Linked DNA regions of Homo sapiens: regions 1, 3 and 4 are each linked to region 2. A link is a contact called in ENCODE Hi-C or POLR2A ChIA-PET data. All regions are on one chromosome and are shown on one strand. Each heading gives the region's core, a stretch centred on a gene start or an enhancer-like site at or near the end of the contact. The rest is flanking DNA. Distances are from core to core; before and after follow the strand shown.

Region 1 (3,104 bases), core at 272-2,771, 300 kb before region 2:
GCAGCCTATTAACATGTTTATGAAGAAATTTTAATGCGTGGGAAAATGCTTATTAGGCTATGTGAAAAAAACAGGATATAAAACTGTGTGTGTGTAAACACATATACAGTATAACCACAAATACGAAGAAAATGTTCATATATATTTGTTATGTATAGAAAAATATGAAAGAAATATACAAAAATCTTTTTAGTGGTCAACTCTGGGTGATGGCTATTGGATGATTTGAACTCCTTAAATTCTATCCTGTTTTTCTCTAAATTTTCTAAATTAGCACATATTATTTTTATATCTAAGCACGTATTAGAGAGACGGGCGAATGAACAACTTAGAATGAATGGAAGGTAGGACACATGTTGCGTTTGCCCCTGGCTCATAATGACCTGAGGGCCATCACATGCCAGGGACTCCTTTACTGATGCCTCTTTGGAACCTCTCCACTTACAGGCAGAGTAAGCTGTCTGCAGAATCCTACCAGATGTGTCCAAGCGTCATACACTCAGGGATCATCACACTTTTAAAAGACATACGTAGTTATAGAAATACCAAAGTACTGAGGAAAGAGTACAGTGGAACAGTTAAGAGGATGAATTCTGGAGTCAGACGGTCTGGCCAGGTTCCTCCACTTGAGTAACTCTGGCAAATGCTTAATCTATGTCTCAGTCTCCTTACCTGTTGAATCAGGACAGTCAAGTGCCTTCCCTATAGAGATGTTCAGGGATTCAATGGGCTAAATATTTGTAAAACACTTAGAAGACTACGTTATACAATAAGTACTTATCCATTAAATGAATACATCTTTAAAATTCTGATAATATTGATCAGAATCAACTTACAAATAAAGAAATGGACATGGCCAAAATATTTATAAAACATTTGAGCATTTGTAAGTTGCTGAGGCAAGGGTGCAATTTCAGTTGAGCTTAAGTCGAGACTCAGGATTGTAGTGGTTTTAGATGGTTTTTTTATACTGCCAAAGATCTGTCCATCCATACATTTTTATCTAGAATGATGTTGATGATGCTAAGGTTCAAGGGAATAATTACTATGTGCAGTACTATTTGTAGTGTTTTGTTCCCCACTCTATATTTAGATTCTAACAGAAGATGTGAAACTAAATAGATACTCAATAAAAGTTTACTGAATGAAAACACAAATGAATGACTTCACCACAGCTGCATCAAGTTGTCTAAATATGATTATATTTCCACAAAGGAGCCATTGTTAAATGAACTTTCCCTCTATTAAGAACTAGGATTGAAGTATCAAATTTCTTAGAATCTAAAACTTTTTACTATTATAACTTAGAAACAATTAGATGGCAAGATTAAAAGGGGAAAAAGTATTTATTCCAAAAAAAAAAAAAAAAAAGCACAGCTTAGGACTTGAATATCTTCAAGGATCCATTTCTTAGGAAATCTATAAAGATGCAGAAAGCTTTAGAAATGGAGATACCAAGACAGCAATGGCAGCACCAATAAACAGAAATAGACGGTTCATCTCACTAGTTCTGTGGTTTTCTCCTACCCAGTAGAGCGTGACAAGAGAATGTTAAAGTAACTGAAATCAAGAACAATACTGGAAATAAGAACAGTCTACAATGGCAAATTTTTACTGTAATACATTTCGTTACTGAGTGAGGGAGGAAAACAACTGTTTTTAGATACTGTCCATTGTTTTCTATACATTTCAAAGCTCCTCTTCACACATGTAACTTTCAAACTGACAGTGGTAACTTTCAGCATTTTGTGGAGATCTTGGCTCCAATGCAGCAAATAAGAAGTGAAATGTCCCACGGTTGTAAAATCTTGATAAGTTATCCGTGTCACATTTTTCAAATGTGGAACTGCTCACACCACACAGATAATTATAGATGACCAGATTGTAACTGTTTTATTGCTTCTTTTTCCCCATAAATTTTAATTTTGGAAAGTTAAGTGAAAAATGTGGTTTCAATTTCCTACAAATTGCACACAATTTGGTTTTAACAAGAAAATAGAAAGAAAGGGTATGTTCTTTAAAGTGAATTATGAACTAGAGTTTGTTTTCGCTCGCTCAACACCGCAAAAATAATAAAGCACAAAATTTAGAAAAGATGCCTTACAAAATGGAAATCATGAACTATAGTAAGAAAGCAGAAAGTAATTTTTTTTTATCTAAACATGATTTAAGCAATCTAACAGGATAATATAATTGAGCTAGTCTTTCTCCCTCTGGTGAAGCAAGCTAGAAGGAAAGGATACCGGAGTAGAAGCCGACAATCTTAATACATGTATAACAGGAAATCTGTTAATAAGAAAAGGCTTTGTGTATCTCCATCTTACTCTCTCCACAACTGTCAGCAACAACAAAAGAACTATTAAAAGCAATCAATTTTGAAACCATTTAAACATATACCTAGAAACACAACAAAACACAAGAATTTATAAAGGAACTTTTAGTGGAAAGAAATTCTAGCCCTCTGATGGGTTCTGGCTATAATCTTAGAGTTAGACCAACATGCTTTCTTGATTCAAGGTAGTGGTCTGCTACAACTAGCATAACTAAAGGCAGGAACCCCATGAAGTGTCTCGACCACACCAAAACCACCAGCTGGAAAGCAAATAAGGAAATCAATCAACCAGATATTTTTTCTCCTTTCTGCCAAAAACTTTGAGTGAATGCACTTTTCTTCATTAAATTGACCACTGCTTTCACCTTTTTAGCAATGTAGACTGTTAGGCAAAATAAATTATTCATTATTCAGGCAAAAACTATTTCATCAAAGTTGTTGATCTTCATTGACCAAATTCTCCATGGCCTATGTTACTAAATAGCACCACCATAGCTTTCTCAAATTTCTACTTCCAAAAATGTTTACTTTCAGACAGATTGTGACGACCACAAAACTTACCTGCATGAGTATTCTATAAACAAAGTTGTTGTAGACCAAATGTTAACATGAGTCCCTGGTAAAATGTTGTAGCCCTAGATTTTTTTTTTCTGGCTAAAATATAGTATTTGCTAATTTTTTTTCTAACTAGGGTTTAAAGTTGCAAGTCTAGAGTGCTTCTGACTGTTAGAACATGAGGCTGGCTTATGAAGGTCCAGTTATAAGCTGGGAC
Region 2 (3,051 bases), core at 205-2,704:
TGTCAAGAAAGTGGATACAGGAGAACCAGGGGACAGCGGGGAGAGAAGTAAACAAGAGGTTCGTTTCTCTTTCTCTCTCTCTCTCTCTCTCTCTCTCTCTTCTCTCTTTTCTCTCTCTCTCCTCTCCTCCCTCTCTCTCTCCTCTCCTCCCTCTCTCTCTCCTCTCCTCCCTCTCCCTCTCTGCATTGCTCTTCCTCTGCCCCTGTATCTATGACTCTGTATCCCTGTCTGTCTCTTCCTCTTGTTCTCTCTTGACTTCTACCCCTCCATGCTTCCCCACCAGGACCATCAGTCCTCCCACAAGGGACTGTCTCCCCTCCTGCCCAGGTGGCTTCTCCTACAAGAGGAGACAACAATAAATTTCCAGGACAATGTACGTGGTGTGGGTGTGATAAACATGTCACCAGAGACAGCAGATGTCCCTTGACTTTAGTGACTTGGCCTTCAGAAGCCCCTCCTTTCTCCAGCTCCCCTGGGCCCCTGAGTCTCAGTCATAGCTCTCAGAACTTTGGTCAACTGTGCTAGGCCACCAGTTACTTTCTGCACACAGGCCATAAGCATGTTTGTAACATACTTGTGCATGAACTCCCTTATAAGGGTTGACTGACTCCTGCCTCCGTTCATCCTGCTAGCCAGTCTGGCTGGGTTCAGCCAGGAGCCCTCCTTCCCCGCCAAGGCTTAGAAGCAAACTCAGAAGAAACCCAGCGGCAAGCAAGAATTGCTCCCGGAGGGAGTAGTGGGTACAAAGCTGGGTGCCTGTGCTCTTTTTAATTCCCCATTCTGGCAAAAAGAAAACCTCAGGTCTGACTTTAGAGCCTTTGACACATAATTGGTAGCCAATTTTCCTAAGTGGTGAGTCAATTTTCTGCTTGTGAAATGTAACTTTACCCTGGTGAACACCAGGCCCCAGGGTTTTCAGTGTGGCTTAACAGCAATTATACGAATGTTAGGAAGGGGGGAAGTGTTAAAGTCCCTACATTTACATTTGTTTTTTATGTTTTTACCTCTTAAAGGGATAGGAGAAGTCTCCTAACCAAGTAACCTATGAAAAACTCACCCAAAGACAGGCACAGGATATCCTGGGAAGGAAAACCATTTTGAAGCCGCACCACAAAGGGTTCCTTTTTTTTTTATTTTAATTCTCAAATATTCTCACAAGTAGTGAGATGTCACGGGGAGGGCACAACATTTAGAGGTCAAGGCATCCTTTTCCTGGTTCCCCTTGGGCTACTTTCTTTGCTCCCACCCTGTCCCCTCTCTCCCCTCCCCAGCCCCCCAAACAAATCCCCCGGTGAGCGCTAGGCCCCGCCTCGGGCCGCATTCCCTCCCCCTCCCCCCCGCTCCCGCAGCCCCCCACCCCCCCACCCCGCCGCCCGGCGGCTGACGGCTCCCGCTCCACATGTGCGACTCGTGTTTCGGCTTTCGCTGGCGACAAACTGGAGCCGGGGCCTTTCCGCTTAGGAGGAACTCGCTACGTGTCGCTAACAACAACACAAACACCGCCGGCCCGGCTCGGTGCTCCGCTGCCCACAGTGCGCTCGGCACCAGGGCTGGATTTATAGCAAGGAGCCCCGACTGTAAGAAGTAATTCATGAGTCCCCACAATGCCACTACTGAGAGGCATTCAGAAGGGGGGGCAAGACACGGGGTGTTCCTGCTCCGTGGCCTCCATCCCAGCCGATCCCGCTTTGCAGTTGTGCACAATCACAATCGCAGCCAGCAGTTTGCCCTCATTCATTTTGCACTTTTTCTTAATAGAGTGGGAGAAAGTCATCTCGGCCACCACCACCCTTTTATCACAATTTGTTGAAACCCCAAGAGGCTTAAAATACGTTCTTTTGCCATTTATAGTTGTAACAGTATTACATACAAATGTGTACACAAATCTGCGTGGTGCACACATACGCACAGGCTCATAAGACACACGCAAAAAAATTATTATTATTATGGGCTCTTCTGGAAGATTTAGTATATTTGTTTCAGAAAGACGTAAGAATTTTAATAAAACTAAACCTTATTTGAGAAGTATCTACCATGAACGCAATTTTGGAAAGGTGCAATAGGAACTAAATAACTGCTGTTAAAAATCATTTAGCTGAGAAAAATATGCATGCTAAGAATTCCACCAAAAAAAAAAGACATTGTATGCCACGTAGGTATATGTGTATTGCTTAGCAGCCACAGAAAACCTCCTATCTCAAATCAAAGAGAAAAACACTACACGTGAAAACTATCCTTTGGACGATTAGACTCCATTCCAAAAGATATAGAAAAAAAAAAAAAACCACAGCAAAAATACACACATGGATCTTTGTACCAGATTCTGTATTAAAAGATTGCTTGTCAGGTCCTATGACTACCTCCCCGAAGTCTGCTCTGTGGTTACAAGGTTTGGTGTTCAGTCCTCTGCAAATCAGTTCGGGGTTTCTCTAAATCTGAGCCACAGCCTGTCAAGATGATCCTTTGCAATACCAGCCTTTTAAATCCCACACTTTTGTTTTTTCTCCCTCGCTCTCAGAGGAATTGTCCTGCCTAGGTCAGCCATTCTAAGCTGGAATTCAGAGACTGGACGGATCCTTTACCATGAGAATTTGGAGCTGCAAACCTTCGGCAGAGCCCTGGGGAGGGATAATTGTTTTAGTGAAGCTCACTGCCTCCTCAGTGGTCCGTGAGACCCTGCTGAGCGTGGCTGCTTACCTTTGGCAGGAACCCAGGGCAGGTTCAGGAAACGGTTCCGTGTTCCTGCCCTTAGCTTTGTGTCAATGAAGCCTGGCACATCTTTTTTGTGGTTGTAATTTAAATGAGACAACCAACTGCACAGCTGTCTCGGTCAAATTATGCAGGGCCATGTGGCCTTTCTTCCATCTTTAAAAAGTCTGGGGCACCTCTGACCATGTTTGAAGGAAGCCCAGGGGAGCAATGACCAACAAAAGGAATAGCGATTACGCCAGCAAAGGATGGAAATTTGCCTAAATGAATATATTAAGGGCTGCGCTTAGAAAATGGAAATGTTAGTTTTTAAATAGAGGCAGAATAGTGTTATGATTAAAA
Region 3 (3,069 bases), core at 216-2,715, 320 kb before region 2:
GTCAGGTGTCTGCAGAGGAGACACCTCAAGGCAGGAGAAGTGGGAACTCAACATAGTGACGGCAGTGAGGCTACCGACCCTGAGGGCCTGAGTTTGAATGAATGGTAGTTTTCCCGCGTGCTAGCTGTGATGTCGTAGCAAGTCACTCAGATCTCTGGGGACTCTAACTTCTCATCTGTAAAATGGGGAACACCCACAGTGCAGGGATTAGTGGCCCCCATTTACTGGAGTCTTGCTAGATGCCAGGGATGCCTCTTGGCATAAATTATCTCATTAACACCTGACAACAATGCCGTGAGGCAGCTGCTTTACAGAGGAGAAACCTGAAGCATGGGAGGTTGAGTCATGTGTACCAAGTAGGGGATCATGTTTCCAAAACGCACATCCTTCTGACTTGAGAGCCCACTCTCTTGGCCTCTATGATCTTCGAAAACCTTAATAATGCAGTGCTGGGCTCACAGTAGGCATGAAGTAAACATTCCTTGCTTCCTAGGATTCACAGCTGACACGCCTGACGCCAGCTAAGCTCAGGGCTCACTCTCACTCACTGCCTTAGGGCTAAGGCTCACTGACCACTCACGAAGGCAACTAACAAACTGCAAGGGGGCGGAGACATTTCTGACCTTGAACACAGAGAGCGCTCCTTGCCCAATGTGTCTGGATTGCATCACTGCGGCCATCAGCATCTCAGAATTTCTGATCGACCATGTTCCCCATCCCCTCCACCTCTAAATTATAAGAAAAGTCAACCTTGACCTCAAAGTTGGTCACATGTTCCTCCCCTTCCTGCCAGGATCCAGAGAGAAAGGCGAAACTGTATGAAACAGAACAGAATGCTGTGATTTAAAAACCTTAGCCTGCCCTTTTCTCCCTGTGTATATGAAAAAGGAAACCAAAAAACATCTGGGGTTAGCATAATCACAGTATTTTAAATTTGTGTGTACAGCAACTATCACTGATGGTGACTTTCAGGGACAAAATAATTTACAGAGCAGGATTCCGCTTGCTCCCGTTTTCCTATTTGGTAAATGGTAAAGATGTCTGCTGCCCAGCCTCTCTCGCAGGAGGGACTCCAATAAAACAAAGCACGTCCAAGTTTTTTTGAAAAAGCACATGCCTGTATACAAAGGCATATTATTATGGAAAGCTGTCTGCTTGGTCTTTGGAGCAGTTTCATTTGACAGAATGTGTGGGTGGTTGTATGAATCTAGCTTTGTCTATTCACAAACACATGGGTTTAATAAAGAGGAGTTTGTTTTTTAAGGTGTGTGGTCCATAGCTCACTGAAACACTCCTGTTTGACAAACACTGACCATGATCCTAAGAAAGGCGCAGCCCATTTTTATCTCCCTAACAATGGACAGCAGGAGTATAAATCTCCCAAGTCCACAGGAATACCTTGTGCTGGCTCCATCCGCCACTTCCTGACCCTGCCCTTGAACTCTCGCTCCACTTTAACATTCAAAGCCAAGAGGACAGCCACTCGGCTCTGAGTCACACTGAGAGCTTCCTGGGGTGGGCTCCGGCCAGCCCTTGCACGATCAAGTGGCTAGATGCAAGCCGTGGAGTGTTTCCTTAACACACAAATCCATTGTGTCCTTGATTACTCTTTCCAAACCCAGGAAAAAAGGGTTGGGAATTTTACCATCAGGGACAAAGTGACACGTGCCTATGCTATTTGTTCAACATTTCTGAACATAACATGCAACCATAAAAGTGTTTTCAAAAGTAAGTACACAAAACTCAACCCTAGATTCCCATTTCTCTCCTTTCCTTTCTTATAAGAAAAAGAACTGTCTGGTTTCCGTAGACCTCAACCATTAAACCAGATTTGTCTTCTATTTTTCTTTGAGACAGGGTCTTCTGGCTCTGTCACCCAGGCTGGAGTGCAATGGTAGGTATGTCTCACTGCAGCCTTGACCACCTAGGCTTAAGCAGCCCTTCCACCTCAGCCTCCCAAGTAGCTTGGACTACGTGCACACACCACCATGCCTAGCTAACGTTTTTTTTAGTTTGTAGAGATAGGGTTTTGTGATGGTACCCAGGCTAGTATCCAATTCCTGGCCTTAAGCAATTCTCCCACCTCTGCTTCCCAAATTGCTGGGATTACCAGCATGAGCCACTGCTCGATAAGTATTTTTAAAGTGGCAACTATGGGCCAGATGCTATGCCAAGGGCACCCATGAGATGACCTCTTTATCCTTACATGATCCCCTATGAGTTAGCATGATTAATTATCCCCATTTTATCAATGAAGAAACTGAGGCACAGAGGAGAAATCACATGTTCAACTGCTCACCAGGATTAGGATTTCCTGCTCTGCAGAGATTGGGTGGAAGAGCTCTCAGAAGCAAGGGTCCCATTCTCACTCAACTGGCAAATCATCATAGCTACCTTTTGTTGGCTGCTAAATAAGTCATTGTAATAAAACTCGAAAAGGTACAACATAGCACCATCCACATTTAGTGGATGAGGACATTGAGGCACAGAGAGGTAAACAATTTTGACCTAGGTTGCATAGCTAGCAAGTGGCCAATGTCTGAATTCCACTTTGTCCAACCTGACTCTCCTCAATACCTCCAGTGGACTCTAGAGATCAAATGGTAAAGCAAGTGCTAAATATAAAGTGAATACAGTGCCCAAATGTTCCTCACTGGGAACAATGGGAAGAATCTGGCATTGTACCCCTGCCTTTGTTCTAGCACGAAGACAGCTAAGGCACCTACCATTAGTCAGACCCACATCATTTATATCATCGTGCTATAAAATTACCAGTTGTCCCATAGGAAATGCACGGGACCATGTTCTTGCTAGACAGAGGAACCTAATGGTAAATCTCTCCACAGACCATCTATACCATGGGTGGAGACTGCTGTTTATTATTATAGTTAGATTATTTAATCTACTAAATAATATTAAATAACCTGTAGATGATTTAATTGCTTACCAAGAATAAATTGGGGTGGAAAAGGAAAGGGAAGGACAGCACTTCAGTGGAAGTGAGGTTGTTCTTGGAAATTGAAGCTTGAAACTGAAGGCATCATCTCTGAAAACTGAAGGTGTTTTTCC
Region 4 (2,955 bases), core at 361-2,860, 500 kb before region 2:
ATAATGTTGGCCTCACTATGTCTTGAGAAAGGAATTGGCAAGCAATTGTATGTAAAACGAAGGTGGGAGTTCAAGGACATTTTGGAGAGACTCACAGCAAGAACTATTGCATAAGGCGGCCATGTACCATTTCCAAATTATATAATAGTTACCATTACTGAGTATTTCCCATGTTCTAGCACAAGCACCTTACACCTTTACCACAAGTAATCCTCCCAACAACCACATGAAATAGGTCCTATTATTGTCCACATTCCAATTAAAGGAAACTAACAATTAGCTTAAATAATTTTCCCCCAGGCCACACAGCTGGTAAGTGTTAGAGGCAGGGCTCAAACCCAGATCCAGGACTAGCTAACTCCGGGCTCTGTGCCTCCTACCATTATTCTACACTGGACTCCCCATAAGTTTCCCTGTGGCATTAGTTATGTTTCCCATGCCCTTTGAGTACAGCAGTGCTGGGCATACGGTAAGCATGCAATAATTACTTATTTCCTCATTCATGTATTTAAAAATATGTATCAAAACTTACTATATGCTAGGCACCATGACAGGTGATAGGGATTCAATGGTGATGTAAGACTGGTGGACTTAAATTAATTTTTTAAAGGCATCATGGGATTTTGTATCGGCTATCTCTGTATCTAGAAGATGTCAGACTCATGGAAGTTTTGTCCATTTTATTCCCTTTGCTTATCCATTCTTTCTTGTTTACAGAAAGACTTAATTTTCTGTCTCATATCTCTGTCCTTCTTGCCCCACTATTTTTCCCCCTTCTCCAAAAATCCCAGCCCCAAAAACAGTCTACATATTGTGAAAAAGATTTCTCAAACCACAAGGGTGATGTAACTTTAGGCCTGTGTTTTCTCTCTCACACACACAAAATATTGGATATGAGTGAGATTTTAAAAAATTGGTTTTTAAATGTGATGAAAAGAGTGTCCTTTTCACCAGAACAAAACAACCCTTAATGCTGAAGCCTCCTTCCCGATATGGTTGGCTTCCAAATATGAAGAAATCTGTGCATTGGGCCACAGGCTCCAGACAAAGTCTGAGGACAAAGGAAACCTGTGGACTGGAAAGATCATCGATGTTTAGAATGAACTGGAGGCTCCCTCCAGGTTTTGGAGACTGTGGTTAAAGACATGGCCTATATTTCAATGGGCAGCAGCCCAGCAAGGCTCGTTTGTAATCCAGCTGATACGACAGGGTTTTTGCCATGGGAAGTGTTTGCATTTGAGCATTTCTCAGCCAGTCACTAGCCATCAATTACTTAGGAGTCAGATCTTGGCCAGAGGCCCCCGTTCCACAAAGTATGTCATTCTGTATTCACAGAAATGGAGTTTACAGTCCTGCCGCTAAATTAAAACTGGTGCTTCCAAATTAAAAGCAGACAGGACAGATGTGCAGGGAAGAAACGGAGACTCACATCTTTTGTGAATCAGCTAATCCTTGTGCCAGAACTTGAAATCAGCTTTTCCTGTAGAGGCCTCGACTACACCACACCTATGTAAGCTGCATTAAATGAGGTGGAATTAACATTTTACCAGATATTTCCTCTGCTCTGCCATCTGGACAAGGATAAAGAGCTCGGTGAAGCCCAGAATCCCAAAAACTGTGCAACATGAGAACATGGGGCCAGCACCTGAGGGTGGCCACATCTAGCCTGTCCCCTCATTGAGCAATATGAAGTCATGTAGGACACCAGAGGGTGGATGAAAAGCATGTGAACCAAGTATGCTGCTTCTAACGATTAACGGTTCAAGCACAATCTCAAAACTCCAGTGTCTGCACTCCTCTAGGGAAAATGATAAAAAATACGATTTTCACTATTCTGCCTGCTCCGTTAATCACCTCATGATATAAATATTAGCTTTATTTTATAGGGCATTTATGATATTAAATTTGAAAACCTCAAATATGATCTGGCAAATTCATGCTTAAAAACCTTCAGTGGCTTCTCATAGCCCTCACGATTAAGAGCAGCTTCCTTGATTGGGTCACTAAAGCCTGCAGGGTCTGGTTTCCACCTCATGTAACACTACTTCTCTCCTCTACTCTGTGCTGCAGACACATTGACTTTCTTTCCATTTCTCCTGCACACCATATTCTCTTCCACTTCAAGTTGTTCCTTCTGCTGCAAAGCTTTTCCAGCCATCCTCTTTTATAACCTCATTATTAAGAAAAAAATTCACATACACACAATTCACCCACTTAAAGTGGACTATTCAGTGGTTTCAAGCATATTCATAGAGTGGTGCAAGCATCATTACATCTATTTCAAAACGTTTTTATCACCCTTTAAAAAACCCTTTTACCTATAAGCTTTCACTTTCCATTTTCCCTCAACCCTAGGAAATCATTAATCTACTTTGCATCTCTCTTCTGTCTCCTATTGCAGACATTCAAACAAATAGGATTATCCAATATGTCGTATTTTGTTTATGACTTCTTTTACTTATCATAATGTTTTCAAGGTTCATCCATGTTGTACCGTGGATCAGTGTTTTTTTCTTAGTCATCACGTAATATCCTATTGTATGGATATACCACATTTAGTTTATCCATTCACAAGTTGATGGACATTTGAGTTACTTTCATTTTTTGACTATTATGAACAATGCCGCTATGGGCATTCATGTACAAGCTTTTGTATGGATGTATGTGTTTATTTATCTTGGGTTTATACCTAAAGATAGAACTGCTAGGTGATAAGGAAACTATGTTTAACATGTTGAGGCAACCACCATAATTTTAACTAATGTTAACTACCACTCATGCTTTGAGTTTCAACTGAAATGTAACTTCCTCACAAATGCATCCCTGTCCCTTCCACTTCCTCCTAAGGTCTCCTGCTAAATGTCTCTCATACATACTGTACCTTTTCTTCATTGTCTTAGCCTAGTTGGTTGGTATGTATTTAGGTACATAATGATTTTATATATGTCTGTCTCT

What was found. Hi-C counts contacts between places; a loop is a spot of excess contacts on that map. ChIA-PET counts read pairs that join two places held with the same protein, here RNA polymerase II (POLR2A). Pooled maps may share reads with other maps.
Region 1: a loop to region 2 is called in a map of B cell, with 2.6 times the contacts of the local background. The contact joins two enhancer-like sites. A Hi-C loop is called at or near these places in 1 of 168 maps with a recorded cell type or tissue (B cell), 9 of 37 single-sample maps with no recorded cell type and 4 of 50 pooled maps. POLR2A ChIA-PET finds 5 or more read pairs at or near these places in 2 of 52 experiments (both WTC11).
Region 3: a loop to region 2 is called in a map of heart right ventricle, with 3 times the contacts of the local background. The contact joins two enhancer-like sites. A Hi-C loop is called at or near these places in 1 of 168 maps with a recorded cell type or tissue (heart right ventricle) and 3 of 50 pooled maps. POLR2A ChIA-PET finds 5 or more read pairs at or near these places in 2 of 52 experiments (AG04449 and activated CD4-positive, alpha-beta T cell).
Region 4: a loop to region 2 is called in a map with no recorded cell type, with 4 times the contacts of the local background. The contact joins two enhancer-like sites. A Hi-C loop is called at or near these places in 2 of 37 single-sample maps with no recorded cell type and 3 of 50 pooled maps. POLR2A ChIA-PET finds 5 or more read pairs at or near these places in 2 of 52 experiments (OCI-LY7 and activated B cell).

What each region holds. Positions count from the first base shown.
Region 1 is chr5:158,750,975-158,754,078 of GRCh38, forward strand. All of the region lies in intron 10 of EBF1 (EBF transcription factor 1), which reads right to left. Among named protein-coding and RNA genes, the nearest start is that of LINC02227, 340 kb to the left of the region's middle. RefSeq lists a silencer at 1,473-1,592. Within about 2 kb of position 1,522, at least 2 of the 41 ENCODE cell types and tissues checked have a DNase peak (open chromatin) inside an H3K27ac peak, as active enhancers do; they include B cell, where a contact is called at or near this core.
Region 2 is chr5:159,050,082-159,053,132 of GRCh38, forward strand. All of the region lies in intron 6 of EBF1 (EBF transcription factor 1), which reads right to left. Among named protein-coding and RNA genes, the nearest start is that of EBF1, 48 kb to the right of the region's middle. Within about 2 kb of position 1,455, at least 23 of the 41 ENCODE cell types and tissues checked have a DNase peak (open chromatin) inside an H3K27ac peak, as active enhancers do; they include B cell and heart right ventricle, where a contact is called at or near this core.
Region 3 is chr5:158,726,731-158,729,799 of GRCh38, forward strand. All of the region lies in intron 11 of EBF1 (EBF transcription factor 1), which reads right to left. Among named protein-coding and RNA genes, the nearest start is that of LINC02227, 320 kb to the left of the region's middle. Within about 2 kb of position 1,466, at least 8 of the 41 ENCODE cell types and tissues checked have a DNase peak (open chromatin) inside an H3K27ac peak, as active enhancers do; they include heart right ventricle, where a contact is called at or near this core.
Region 4 is chr5:158,552,467-158,555,421 of GRCh38, forward strand. No RefSeq gene overlaps it. Among named protein-coding and RNA genes, the nearest start is that of LINC02227, 140 kb to the left of the region's middle. Within about 2 kb of position 1,611, at least 7 of the 41 ENCODE cell types and tissues checked have a DNase peak (open chromatin) inside an H3K27ac peak, as active enhancers do.